Regions from separate parts of the Homo sapiens genome. Here regions 2 and 3 are each linked to region 1. Evidence: chromatin contacts called from ENCODE Hi-C or POLR2A ChIA-PET data. All regions are on one chromosome and are shown on one strand. Each heading gives the region's core, a stretch centred on a gene start or an enhancer-like site at or near the end of the contact. The rest is flanking DNA. Distances are from core to core; before and after follow the strand shown. Region 1 overlaps LOC105377159 (a long non-coding RNA gene). Region 2 has its middle 120 kb from the start of SHQ1. Region 3 overlaps LOC105377161 (a long non-coding RNA gene).

Evidence for each region. A loop is a pair of places that touch in the nucleus more often than their neighbours do. ChIA-PET counts read pairs that join two places held with the same protein, here RNA polymerase II (POLR2A). Pooled maps may share reads with other maps.
Region 2: a pooled map shows a loop between it and region 1 (2.6-fold over the local background). The contact joins two enhancer-like sites. A Hi-C loop is called at or near these places in 1 of 50 pooled maps. POLR2A ChIA-PET finds 5 or more read pairs at or near these places in 2 of 52 experiments (K562 and T-cell).
Region 3: a loop to region 1 is called in a map with no recorded cell type, with 17 times the contacts of the local background. The contact joins two enhancer-like sites. A Hi-C loop is called at or near these places in 3 of 37 single-sample maps with no recorded cell type and 3 of 50 pooled maps.

The regions. Positions count from the first base shown.
Region 1 is chr3:72,307,870-72,312,645 of GRCh38, reverse strand. LOC105377159 (a long non-coding RNA gene) reads left to right here. Exons shown (of 3, transcript XR_940960.2): 3 at 149-294. Among named protein-coding and RNA genes, the nearest start is that of RYBP, 140 kb to the left of the region's middle. RefSeq lists enhancers at 1,631-1,810, 1,991-2,300. Within about 2 kb of position 2,130, at least 17 of the 41 ENCODE cell types and tissues checked have a DNase peak (open chromatin) inside an H3K27ac peak, as active enhancers do.
Region 2 is chr3:72,721,397-72,726,172 of GRCh38, reverse strand. It overlaps a transcript of SHQ1 not described here. Among named protein-coding and RNA genes, the nearest start is that of SHQ1, 120 kb to the left of the region's middle. Within about 2 kb of position 2,677, at least 6 of the 41 ENCODE cell types and tissues checked have a DNase peak (open chromatin) inside an H3K27ac peak, as active enhancers do.
Region 3 is chr3:72,627,014-72,631,789 of GRCh38, reverse strand. All of the region lies in intron 8 of LOC105377161 (a long non-coding RNA gene), which reads left to right. Among named protein-coding and RNA genes, the nearest start is that of RYBP, 180 kb to the right of the region's middle. Within about 2 kb of position 2,394, at least 4 of the 41 ENCODE cell types and tissues checked have a DNase peak (open chromatin) inside an H3K27ac peak, as active enhancers do.

The sequences.
Region 1 (4,776 bases), core at 881-3,380:
AAATGCGTTTGTTGAAAGGGGTTGAATTGGCATGAAATGACTAAAGGAGGTGCAGTTTAGCAAAGCCACGAACTGGAGCTACCTTCTAAATTAGGATGAGGGACTTTCTTTTCCGGATTAGTCATTGAGCAAGCTCCTTCATTCTCAGAACTGCCTCCGTGCTGCTGGTTGGACAGTTATTCTCACCAACAAGAAGGTAGACGATGGTTAGTCTATCTGCAGCTGCTCCCGCTTACTGAGGGGAAAAGAGAAGACTTCCCCTTGTAACCTGGCTGGGAGCCTTCCCAAGGTGGGTGAGGACATTTCCAAAATATTTTTTATGCTAATTAACGGAGGTATTAAAACGTACTGGCTAAATAATGCTGCCATTGAAAGAAGCAAAGGATGGAAGCACGTCTAACTTCCCTGTAAGTAGGCTTTCTTGTTGAACATTAAAACTCCCACAAATTCCCCTGTGGCTTCATCATAGACTCTGTGGTGACCACTACCTATGGACCACTGTTATGAGACCACTGTCTCATAAAGTGACTTTCTAAAGGCCTCAGATGGTCATCTTCAGAGCGTGGAGGAACAGGGGCCTGGGGCTGAGAAAACTTGATTGGTTTCAGCCTCAAGAAATCAGTACCAGCCCAGGTAATGTTGGGCTTTGGGTCTCTCCCTGTGCCTCCTTTGATAGTTTGGTGTCTTGAGGCACAAGGCAAGGGGACCTCTCCTTCCTCCAGCATCTTGTCACCTAAGAGATTATTTTCCTTTGGTGACACATTCCCACAGTCATAGGTCAATTTTTTTTTGTGAAACAAATCAGCAAAAAAAATCATCATGGGTCTTGCCATAAATCCTCAAGAGCATGTAGTGGGGTGGCGGGTGACTCTGAAAGTATGAAGGCATGAGGTTTTTATTCCTGGTGTTTCTCTCTACCCTCGTCCCCTCCTCCATTCTGGCTGCTGTGTGCATTTTGTTCTCATTGCCTCGGGAGAGGCAGCAACTCGGAGAGAAGAGAATGTCAGCTCTTGGCCTTGGAGTTGCAAAATCTTAGGCCTGCGGGGAGGAGAAGGACTGATGGGCATCAGTGACGGAAGTGGGGAGGAGAGCTGGGAACAAGATGAATTTCTGGGCCTGGAGATGGCAAGGTTTCTTCTGGGTGGGGAAGGAAGAGAGATGGAGGGGACACAATAAAGGAGAGAGGTCCTGCGGCCATGTGGGCTGGAGGAAACTCAGTTTCCAGGTACTGCCCAGCCCCTCCTGGAGAGGGGACTTGGGTCACCCACCAACAATGCCCAAGGGCTCTCAGTCAGCACCTCCACACCCTCCAGCTTATTACTGCGTTACCATACAGCATCAACACATGGGAGTTGCAAAGGTGGTCCTTTCTGTGGACAGCTGGTGGGACCTCCTAGCTCAGAGGGGAACCTCCAGCCATGTCCCGAGTGCTTGTCTGGCACCTTCGACTTCTCCCTCATGGATGTTCCTGTTTCAGCATCGCAGGCCATCTGCAAACTGTGGAGATGGGGTGGGGGCCTGGACACCTGCTGGGGTAGCAGTGATAGAAAGGACAAGAGGACAGGGTCCCTCAGCACTTCTACCTCCTTGAACCTGCCAGAGTCCACCTGCGGAGGTGGGGCGATGGTGAGCCGCAGCCCCCAGGAGCCCTTTAACTACAGAAGCTCATGGCGTGCAGAGGGAGGCAAAAGATGGGCCATGGAGTCACGCGAATCTGAGGACTGGCTCCAACTCCACCTTTGTCTCCCTCTTCGGAAAGCTGAACAGGGTGCAACGTGAGAAGGCGATCTTCCTTCCTGCCTTGCAGGCACTCTGGGGACGCTGCTTGTTTGCTCTGCTCTGCCAACTCTCCCCTGGGGACTCTCCTCCCCAGCCAGGCTGCCCTGGAGGGTGGAGTCTCCCCGCTGTCCTCCTGCTCCACCCCTCAGTCCACAGACCTTTTCATTTAAAGAGTTCATTGCTACAGGAAACAGATGGTAGTCACAAAAATAATAAACAGAGAGAATTTCAAAGGTTCCGGAAGCTCAGAGTCATGGTCTCAGGCCCGTCGTTAAAGACTTCCTTCTGAGATGGGGCCTGAGAATGACTGCAAACACTGTTGTTTCAGCCACTGGGATGGCCGGGCAGGGAACTGCAGTGCTGAGAGCTGTCAGCCCCTGGACTAGTGTGTAACCCTCACAGTCGTCTTGCAATGGGAGGGTGTCATGACCCCCACTTTACAGATGTAAAAACTGAGTTCAGAGAGCAGGATTGGCTGCATGATTTAGGACATTCAGTGTAAAATAAAAATGTGGGGTCTTTGGTTTAAAAATTAAGAACTTCAAGACTGAAACCACAGCAGACTGTTAAACCAAGTGAGGTGTCCTTCTGATCACAGGCCCTGAGTGACTGCCTGGGACACAGGCTTGTGAAGTCAGCCCTGTCAGAGATTAGGTAACTAGCCCAAGGACACCAGCTAGTGAGAGGCAACCGCGGCTTCCATGCAACGTCTAGGACAGCCTTCAATTGAATTTTGCTATCTTCCTGGTCTTTACCTGTGGACACCCCCATCCCTCCCTCCCACCCGCCATGGCTTGGCTGTCGGCATTATTTTTATAACTTAAAAAGAATCGTTAAAAAGTAAAGCATGACTTTAAGACGCCAACACTACACAAATCCTGATGTTGCTCCCAGAAGCCCTTTGGCTTTTGCTAAAACGGAGGCGGAAGAGGTGATTGGGCATTGCCCCACCTCCTCCTCCATTCAATTAACTTGACAAGGAAACATTTTTGAGACAGATGATTCTCATTTTTAATGCAGTTTGAAAGTCCCTAGGGGCAGGAAGACACTCGGGCTTGCCTACTTCAGGAAGTGGTGTCTTCCCTCCAATTTATACGGACTTTATTTTAAGAGACCTCAGCTGGCTCAGTCCACATTGATAAGCTTCCCCAATGGGATATGCATAATATAGGGCTTACAGTACACATTCAACACAATATCTTAATACATGTTTATACGAATATATATTTGTATTTTATGCTATTATCACAGTGGTTCTTAGAGGAGAGAATGACTTTACCCCTTAGGGGAACATTTAGCAATGTCTGGAAGACATTTCTGCTGTCACAGCTAAGAAGCAGCTGCTATTGGCTTCTAGTGGGTGGGGTTTGGGGGTGCTGCTAGACATCCTACCATGCACAGGGCAGCCCCCCACAACAGAGAAGTATCCAGCCCAAAATGTCAGTGCTGAGGCTGAGAAGCCACAACAAGCAATCATAATTAATTGGTATTGTCAAGGAATGAAAGATTACTGGGACTGGAACCCCACTTTGTAAAAAATCTACCCTTAGGAAATAAATTTTTGAGTGCTGCCAACTGAATTTGTGACTATTATGTAATAACTAACTGGGTCTCAAGTTAGGAGTCAGTTGAACCTCAGATAATCTTCACAACTCCCCCCAAGAAGTTTGAATTCTTTTTTTTTTTTTTTTAGAGGCGAGGTCTTGTTATGTTGCCCAGGTGGGTATCGAACTCTGGAACTCAAGTGATGCAACCTGCCTCGGCCACCCAAAATGCTGGAAATATAGGCGTGAATCACCACATGCCTGATCAGAAGTTTGAATTCTTATACTCATTTTGCTGATGAGAACACTGAGCCTCAGAGAAGAGAGTTAGGGAAGGACTTCCTGCAGGTTGTTTTACCCAGAGATGCTGTCAAAGAGTCAGCCAGGACAACCTGGGGTTCTTTTTCTCAAAGATCTACTTTTATCTCTTGGTACCAGGCCAGCTGGGCTTACTCCGCTAGTTGGAGCTGGGGGACACCCACATCCCTGCCTCTGGTTTAAGAATCTCTCCTCCTTGCATCTGCTCACAGTAGATCCTGTTTTTCCTTCCTTTCATATACCGCATCTACAGTACTATCTACAGTACTTGCTTTTTCTTTAAGGGAAGCACCCTCTTCCCAGAAGCTAGAGGTAGACAGACTCTGAGTCTGGGGATGGAGTGTGTAAACCAGGTGATAGCAGCCGATGTATTAAGTTCTTCTGCCCACAGTGACTGGCTCAGGATAGTCACATAATCCAGTCTGAACCATGAGAGGTTTGCTGCCCTATTGCTACCCCAGAGGACCCAGCCTAAGGCCGAACTCCAGTGAGCTGCCAGATAAAACACAGGTGGCCCTGTTAATTAATTCAACAATGAATATGTTTTTAGTACAAGTATGTCCCAAATGGGCCGGGGACAGTGGCTCATGCCTGTAATCCCAGCACTTTGGGAGGCCGAGGTGGGCTGATCACTTGAGGCTAGGAGTTGGAGACCAGCCTAACCAATATGGTGAAACCCATTTCTACTTTTAATAAAAATGCAAAAAATTAGCCGGTTATGGTGGCCTGTGCCTGTAATCTCAGCTACTCAGGAGGCTGAGGCAGGAGAATAGCTTGAACTCAGGAGGCAGAGGTTGCAGTGAGCTGAGATTGTGCCACTGCACTCCAGCCTGGGTGACAGAGTGAGACTTTGTCTCAAAAAAAAAAAAAAAAAAAAAAGAAAGTATCTTCCAGATATTTAGTGGGACATACTTATACTAAGAAAAGTACTTCTTGTTTATCTGAAATTAAAGTTTAACTGACGTTTTATATTTTTATTTGCTTAAATCTGACAACCAGTCAGTGGAAGCTAAAGAGGAGCTGCCTCTTGGTGACATCATGTGAGCCCTGAATTGTACCTAAAGCCAAACTGTGCATGGACTTGTAGCTGAAAGATTGTTAAGGAATTTTCTGGACCTCATCAAGGCCTTGGCCT
Region 2 (4,776 bases), core at 1,428-3,927, 410 kb before region 1:
CTTCACTCCTGGTGCCTCAGTTTCTTTATCTGTAACATATGGTGATAATAGTACTACATTTCTTTTTGGTAGAGACTGGATCTTAATGTTTTTCTCAGGCTGGTCTCAAACTCTGGGGCTCAAGCAATCCTCCTGCCTTGGCCTCCTGAGTAGCTGGGACTATAGCTGCATCACCCCACCCAGCTATCATATTACGTTATTAGCCCTCACACGATTGTTGGGAGGGTTAAATAATATGCGTAAAGTGCTTAGAAACATACCTAGTACATAGTATTTGTTAAGTAAATTCTCTTATTTTTTTCTTCTGCCCATTCCAGAAAGGCTCTGGGGAGTCTAACAGCCAGGACAGACAAAGAGCAGTAAAACAAATACTGAGGAACTCAAGAACCATGTGAGGTTGACACCTGAGGTATTACTTGGACTCTGTACTGCAAAGAACATTTATTCATTCAACAAGCATCTACTGAGTACCTCCGGTGTCCCAGGCACTGTGCTCGTGGCTGGGCTTACAGCTGTGACTTCATAGAGGTTAGATTTGAGTGTGTGCGTGTACACCTGGCATAGGTAAACAAGCAAGTCATTAAGATAATTTCAGAGTGATAAAGATGGTGAAGAAAATGAGCAGGACGAAGTGAAACGGAGGAGTGGGGTGGGGGCAACTCCAGGATGTGCGGTTGGGAAAGGCCTCTCTGAGGAGATGAGGGGACAAGAAAGAAGCAGCCCTGTGAGGCCCCAGGATGAGAACTTTCCACAGAGCGAGCAGCAAGTGCAAAGGCCCTGGGCTGCATGGGAGCTCAGAGAATCAGGAGGATAGCAAGGAGGCTGCCATGCTGGAGGAGAATGAGGGAAGAGAGTGCAGAGGCCAGTTTGGAGAGGCTGAATAAAGCCTGAGTGTGCGTGGTGCAGTGTTCAATTTTTATTTTTGAGGATTTATTTATGTATTTACTTGAGACAGAGGTCTTGCTCTGCCACCAGGCTAGAGGGCAGTGGTACCATCACGGCTCACTACCGCCTCGACCTCCCTGGGTGCAACTAATCCTTCCACCTTAGCCTCCTGAGTAACTGAGAACACAGGTGCATGCCATCTTGCTCTGCCAATTTTTGTATTTTTTGTAGAGATGGCTTTTTGCTATGTTGCCCAGGCTGGTCTTGAACTCCTGAAGTCAAGCAATCCGCCCACCTTGGCCTCCCACCATGCTGGGATTACAGGCGTGAGCCACCGCACCCGGTTTTTTGAGGACTTCAAACAGCAAACAACATAGTTTCCGTTACCAGTTAAAAAGTTTAGAAACCCAGCTGGGTGCGGTGGCTCACGCCTGTAATCCCAGCACTTTGGGAGGCCAAGGCGGGCGGATCACGAGGTCAGGAGACCGAAACCATCCTGGCTAACAAGGTGAAACCCTGTCTCTACTAAAAATACAAAAAAAATTAGCTGGGCATGGTGGTAAGCGCCTGTAGTCCCAGCTACTCGGGAGGCTGAGGCAGGAGAATGGCGTGAACCCGGGAGGCGGAGCTTGCAGTGAGCCGAGATCGCGCCACTGCACTCCAGCCTGGGCAACAGAGTGAGACGCCGTCTCAAAAAAAAAAACAAGTTTAGAAACCCAACTCAAGGTAGCTTAAACAAAAGGAGGGATATATTAAAGAACAGCAACAGTGTCTCAGGGAAGCCAGGGGGAGGAACAGAGCTGGGCTTGAAACTGGGAGGGCGATTTCTCCATCCCCATTGCCGGTTTTCTTTATACTGTTTGTGACCCAGTCCATGTTGTGGAACACAGCTGCCGACTACTCCTGAAATTTGTGAAATTGACTTCTGTAGTCTGGCATCTCAAGGGTGACTCATCTCTCAGTGCCAACACGCCTCAGGTAAGGACTCAGGAACTGGCTTGAGCCAGGAGTCCACTCCTGGACCAATCAGCTATGGCCAGGGTGGAATTGAGTCACACTCCACCTCCTAGTTGTTCTTAAGTAAGGATGGGGGCTGGGCACGGTGGCTCAGGCCTTCAATGCCAGCACTTTGGGAGTCCGAGGTGGGCGGATCACGTGAGATCAGGAGTTCGAGACCAGCCTGGCCAACGTGGTGAAACCCCTTCTCTAATAAAAATATAAAAATTAGCCGAGTGTGGTGGCAGGCGCCTGTAGTCCCAGCTACTCGGGAGGCTGAGGCAGGAGAATCACTTGAACCCAGGAGGCGAAGCTTGCAGAGAGCCGAGATCATGCCACTGCACTCCAGCCTGTGTGACGGAGTGAGATGTTGTCTCAAAAAAAAAAAAAAAAAAAAAGTAAGGATGGGGCTCTGGGCAGGGAGAAATAATTCTCAAAGAGGGGAATGAGGGAAGAGTAAACAAAGGATCTAAGTTGCCAGAAAACCAGAAACTAAAGAATGAATGTACCTAGAAGCAAGCTCAGAATTTAGCTCTGAGCTTTGTGGTAGCCAAAGCTTTAAAAAAAAGAAAAAAAAGGAAAGAAAGAAAACAACGAATAAGCATCTGAGTTCTGATTGGCTAATAAAATAAGGCACAGCAGATCACGAGGAGAGAGAAGCATTTTCTTCCATGAAAGCTGAGAGGACATTCTTTAGGTTTCTATGTGGAAGGGGACTAAGAAATACAATAAATGACTCATTCAGCAACAGTTGAATTTAGATTTCTGAGATGATTAAGTTTTTCACAATGTGTGGGGAGTCCCTCCTGGTGAATTCTGAAAGTAGAGGGGACATTATTAAATTTCAGTGCAAGGGTAGGCAGGGTGTGTTTGAGGGGGAACCAAAGTCATGCTCATTATGTTTTCTTTCGATGACCTCATTGGCTCTTGGAGACCTCAGTGCCGTGGTAAAAAACTCAGGGTTTACCTACAGGACTGGGGAGAGGGGTGTGGAGTGGGTTGGGTGTGAGGAAAACATCAGGATAAAGGGCAGCTGACAATCCATCTCTGTCAGCAGGGGGAACTTGAGAAATAGCTGCTCCTTGGTGGTAGCCAAGTGGTGCCTCTTGGGCCTAATGATATTCTACCAGGAACTGGAAAGTCTGGACTATTAAAACATGACTGTTGACAATGAATTTAAATTCCAAGAGCCAAACAAAACGTGGTGAGGGTGAATGTAGCCCTCGGCCATGGGCGTGCAGGCCCCACCCCTCTGGCGTTGCAAGGACTGGGTAGCCTGTGTTCATATGAGCTTCCTGGAACACAGATGGCTCTGCCAGGCTCTTGGCCAGAACTGGGCACAGTGAGAGCCCCAAGTGCAGAAATTCTGTGTCCTGTAGAGCCAAGAATGCCACACCTCTTACTCCTTTCCTTCTTTTTCTTTTTCTATTTTTTTTTTCCAGACAGGATCTCACTCTGGGGTGCAGTGCATGATCACAGCCCACTGCAGCCTGGACCTCCCAGGCTTAAGCGATCCTCCCACCTTAACCTCATGAGTAGCTGGGGCAACAGGCATGTGCCACCATGCCTGGCTAATATATATATATATATTTTTTGAGACAGAGTCTCCCTCTGTTGCCAGGCTAGAGTGCAGTGGTGCGATCCCAGCTCACTGCAACCTCTGCCTCCCGGGTTCAAGAGATTCCCCTGCCTCAGCCTCCTGAGTAGCTGGGAATACAGGCACATGCCACCATGCTTGGCTAATTTTTTGTATTTTTTAGTAGAGACGGGGTTTCACCATGTTGGCCAGGATGGTCTCGATCTCTTGACCTCGTGATCCGCCCACCTCGGCCTCCCAAAGTACTGAGATTACAGGTGTGAGCCACCACGCCCGGCCAAATTTTTAAAAAAATCTTTAGTAGAGATGAGGCCTCTCCCTATGTTGACCAAGCCAGTCTTGAACTCCGGAGCTCAAGCAATCCTCCCGTTTTGGCCTCCCAAAGTGCTGGGATTACAGGTGGCATGGGTGACAGCACCCTCCCTCCCTTCCTCCCTTCCTCCCTTCCTCTCTCTTTCTTCCTCCCTCCCTCCTTCCCTCCCTTCTCCTTTCTCCCTTCTCTCTCTCCTTCCTTCCTTCCTTCCTTCCTTCCTTCCTTCCTTCCTTCCTCCTTCCTTCCTTCCTGTTGGGCCCCAGGTATCCAATGATGAGTAAAACAGGCCCTCCATTCTCTCAGGGAGTTTACATTCCAGTTAGGGAGCCAGACTTTCACAACTAATTACACAGTGAAGTGGTTCATCCAAGTTGTAAGATGTGCCAGGAGGGGAGCCTGCCGAAAGCCACCTTAGAGTGCTTACAAGGGAATCTGATCAAGTCTATGTTTAGGAAAATTCCCCGAGGAAATGACTTAAGCCGAGATCTTAAGGAGAATAAGGGAGGGTTGTGATTCCAGACAAAGCAGGCTGCTGTGACTGCTGTGAATTGGGAAGGAACTTGTCACTTGTCACTTGTCACCGGAGGGCAGAGTTACCAGATGGGGCTGGGGACCGAGGAAGGAGCCAGGCAGATTTTGTTAGCCATGTTGAAGATTTAGAACTCAAGCAAACTTATCCAAAACTTAGAAATATGGCAGAAAGGAAGACTGCAGTTTCTTTCCACGTCGGCTTAGAGCATTATTTGCCAGGCCTGCCCAAGGATTAGTTAATTCTATATGGGAATTGTACCTTGGTTTGATTTTGCTATTTACTGATTGAACTTGATCTCTATTAAGTTACATGTAAATTTGTGAATAGCTGTCCTGTTGAGATGCAAATGGTTTATGTGTGATAGAGGAGGCAACCCTAAAGGTTTTGGCTTTATCACCCTGAAGGACATTAGTCATTTTTGTTCCTAACTTAAAAAATGAACAAATAAATTAA
Region 3 (4,776 bases), core at 1,145-3,644, 320 kb before region 1:
TCCTTAAAAAAAAAAGGGAAATTAAGATGAGGCAGGTGGTTTCTGCCATAGGACTGCTGTTGTCCTCGTTTTACCAATGAGCAACATGAGGCTCTGAGAGTCAGGTGTCTTGCCCGAGACTGTATCAATAGTAAGATGGAGGCTGCATTTGGATGGATGTCTGCCCGACTCCAGTCTTTATTCACTATTGATAAAGTTTGCCTAAGAAGAAAGGCAGGAAGCAAAGTAGGCAGCCACATGCAAGCTCACATGTTTCCAATGCTGCTTGACGGGCACCCACTGAATGGGCCAGAGTTTTAATCCATCTGGCTTATGTGCAAAACTGACTCACAGAAGGCTTTCCAGAGGGTACTCTCACATAGATGGAGGACTCTCTTAACACGCTGGCTTGTCTCTCGTTCCCGGTAGACTGTAGGCGTTGAGTGGGCTGTCATGGGCACCGTTGTATGCCCAGTAGCCAGCACGGGGCCTCGCACGTCACAGGGACTCAATAAGTGTTTGCTGAATCCATGAAGGGAGTGAATGAGTGAGTGAACTAATGAACTTGGATATGGATGACAGTCATGAAAGCCAGCCAACTTATTTTTCTTGGATGGCATTTACCACCAGCTGACCAATTGTGTTGAAACCATCCCTGAAGAGGTAAAATTTCACCGAGAAAACCACCCATTGTCAACCACGAGTCCCAGGAGTCTCTCTCTGTGAAAAATAGCATGTGTGGCCCCCCATGAAACCTTTTTTTTTTTTCCTGGTAGATTTTCTGAATATCCTTTTTTTCTGACTGGCCTATAAAATGCATTGAGAAATTATGCTAATGCTAGTATCTCTCCAACCAAGTCCTACTGAGGATTGAATCTATTTTTCAAAGACAAAACTGAGTTTTAATTTAGTGCCCCCTTGACATTTTCCCTTTCAAGCACATGAAGGATGCTTCTGCAGAGGGAGAGGTCTTGGGAAATCTTTCACGGATGGCTACGCTTCACGCCTGGGTGGAGTAACCCTCAGCACGCCAGCTTTCAATTAGAAGTAAATAAATGGAGACAGCTTTGCGGTGTGCCCGATACTCTGAAAGATCAACCCCCGGCCTCGGGGCTGCCTTTCTCCCACTGCAGCTAAAAATGTTCATTTACATTTTTTTGGTGTTTTCTGAGCAGCTTTAATGTGCCAGGTTTAACCTTTAAGGCCCTCTCCCCTTCTTCCTTCTGCTTCTCCCCCAACCCCTGGCTTTGAGGATGCCACAAGCCTTGAAGCACTTGCAGGAAACAGCTGCACACAAGTGGATTTCCAACTGAATTCTTTAGATGGAAGTTTGGCTCTTGTAGGATCATGTAAAGGAGTCTTTCATTTCCCCTCTGTGATTGTCATTCTGTTTGGAATAAGGGCAGCTGGGGATGCCTCTCCTTTGCCCATTACATCCTAAGGCAGAGGTGGATTTGGGGGCCTTGGGTTAGGATTGGGGATAGGGGATGTCTGGGGAGGGACTCCTTGCTGTGCCATTCCTCCACATTTGGAGACCGGAGGGGAAGACCTTGGTGTCATTTTGAGATTCTTCTATTAGGGAACTATATCCATTAGTTATTGCTGCAAAGCAAATGACTCCAAAACTTGATAGCTTAAAACATCATTTACTCACCTTTAGCTCACAATTGTGTAGGTCAGCAATTTGGCCAGCCTCAGCCAGGCAGTCCTTTGGGTCTGTACTGGGCTGGTCTGGTCTCAGATGGGCATGATCAGCTGCCAGGTTGGCTTGCGACGGTCTCAGCTGAGATGACTGGGGCTGTCGCCATCCAGCAGGCCATCCTGCTCTCGCACAATGAGAGCTGGGCTGAGATGACTGAGGTTGTCACCGTCCAGCAGGCCAACCTGGGCTTGCTCACTTGGTGGTGGAAGGGTTCCAAGAGCAAGCACAGAAGAGCATGAAGTCTCTTGAGGCGTCAACTGAGAACTGGCGCCATGTCACTTTTGCTGCATTCTGTCAAAGCAAGTCACAAGGCCCACCCCAGTTCTGGGAGTAGAGAAAATAGCTCTGCCTCTTGATGGGAGAAGCTGCAATGCATTTTGGCAATTTTTGCAATCAACAACAAGGAGTGATTTTCCAGATCTGCTTCTCAAGGCCTAGGGCTTCCATGGAAAAGCCACAGGGGCCACTGTAGGTTCAAGATTAAAGTTTGGGCTATCCTCTCGCACCTTTAACCCGAGGAACTCACTTTTATCTGCAGAATATATTGGACTTCCAAGTAAGATCTCACTTGAACAAAGGTTGCCATGGTTAAAAGACATTGAATACCAATTAGTTAGAAGTAATTGTCAGGCTCTCCCTACCTGCTTCTGACCTCTGTGACTCATAGAATTGCACTTCCTGTTTTCTGATAAAAGAGAACTAGTGCCAAGAAGTAGGAAGATTCTGGCCTTGCTCATTCACTCATCAGTCTCTGTATCTCCAATCCTCATACAATCTCAGTGTTCTAGGCTGCAAAAAGAAGTGGAAGACAGTAATGCATAGAAGAGTTCAAACTAAAGCCAGGCTTTCAGGGTTCAGATCTCAACTTCCTCCGTTGCAGTGTGGTCATAGGAAGGTTACTTAACCTCTCTAAGCCACAGCTTCTGCATCTATAAAATGGGGTGAGAATATCTATTGCATGGATTAAAAAAAGATAATTTGTACAGCATAAAAATTACTCAAATCATGTTTACTATTTTTATGATGTAGTCTTCAAGTTCCCTTAACATTCTAACAGATTATATTCCCTATGAAATTATGGTGGGCAGTGCCAATTTCCAGTTGCTAGGTGTTCTGGTTTGGGATTTTTTTTAGGAAGGCATTCAGCAAAACAAGCCTCTGCTCACTGGCCTGCCACCAAATGGTAAAATTCAGCTGTTTGAGATTCATACCTTTGGCTGAGTACATTAAGGTGTTCTTATTCGTTAATACGTAGTTTGATTAGATCATTTTCTCCATGAATATTAAGCTGAACCCTAGGCAATGAGCAATGTGAACTTTGATGGAATGTTTTTCAGAGGAAGGGAAGATGATGTATGGGTGAACAGGAGAGAAGATAAGTTTGGGCTGGCCATAGCAGAGTTAGCGGGTGGGGAGCAAGGAGGTTGGTGCCTGAATGAAGGAGGGGACCCCTTACGCTTCCAGGAGAAGTGCCAAGAGGCACTTGGCATACTTTCCTGCTGTGCCTGGAGCTGAGAGTCTTCGTACCTGGTGCACAAGAAAGGAAAATGTATCCTCCAGCTTTGCCCATCATGATTCTGAAATGCTTTCAGGCACCCCAGGCTGTGCGGGAATATTTAAAGCCACCATGATTACCATTTGCCATCTGACAGGAAGCAACTCTGTGCCCCTGTATGAGAGAAGAGCAGTTATTTTCTAAGGTCCCCTGGGGCACGTTTTGGTGTCTCGGGGAGGAGAATCTGCACCCTCACCCCGCCTTCCTTTGGCAATGAGCAGGTCATCCATCAAGTTGGTCCTGCCCAACAGGATCTTCCAGATCTCTCAGCAGAGGCCTCCACTCCACTAGGTCTAGGCAAACAGGCTCCAGCTTGCTAAGGCCGCGGGCCTGATGGGAAGGGCAGGGCCAAATGGCCCCAGCCTGACTTTTCAGATGCTGCACGCAGACTGGGGTGCACTGAGGAGCAGTGCCTCATCTTGGGATGACAAGATGTGGCCAGGGGGTGTGTGCCTGGATTCCACAGGCATCAGCAAACACCTGGCTTCCTTTGGTATCAGGCAGAGGTGCATCTGGCTCTCAGCCAGCTGTCTATGTGGAAATATTCCACCCCTCTTTTAAAATTGCATTTTCATATCAAAGACAAGCTAGGGAACCAAGAGGCCCTTATTGGAGGGGAGCATTGTTTTTCAGGATTTGCCTTAGCATTTTTTTTACCTAGCAAATTCTCCTAAAATATTTTAGAGTTGTACTTTTTTGGTTTTGTTTTTTGGAATGTCTATCATTTTTATCAAACAAGTCATCTGTGGGTGCTCACTATGGAGAAATCTGAGGAAGAACAGATAAGTAAAAGTTTTGTTTACAGTGAAAAATTGCTTATAAATAATTTTTATTAAATTATCTATTTTTGTTTTTTCATCATTTTCTGTTGAGAGCATATCCTATCATTTGTTTACAGAATTCCCTGTGTTTAGGAATTTAGGGGTCTTTACAGGCTCCCTGCCCCTGCAAAAATCCCCGTGAGATGAAGCCCCAGTTGCTGGCAGTGGTAGTGGGGTGGTAACTCACTCTTCTCACTCTTTATTAACTGCCTGCTCTTGCCTGTCTCATTTCTCCACTTCCTTACTCATTTCTGTTTCACCTCCCAAATAAACCACCTGCACTGAGATCCTGGTCTCAAGGGCTGCTTCTCAGGAAACCCAAACCAATGCAGCTATCTACTGTTTTTGAGTATACAGTCACGTGCCACACAACGACTTTTCAGTCAATGATAGACTGCATATACGATGGTGGTCTCCTAAGATTATAATAGAGCTGAAAAATTTCTATCACCTAGTGACATCTTGATGGTCCTGACCCTGTGCAGGCCTAGGCTAACATGTATGTTTGTGTCTTTGTTTTTTTGTCTGTTTGGTTGGTTTTAGTTTTTTGTTTGTTTGTCTTTTTGAGACAAGGTCTTGCTCTGTCACCCAGGGTAGAGGGCAGGGCAGCAATCATGGCCCACTGCAGCCTCAGACTTCTGGCCCCAAGTGATCCTCCCACCTCAGTCTTCCCAGTATCTAGAATGACATACTGGAGCCACCATGCCCAGCTAATTTTT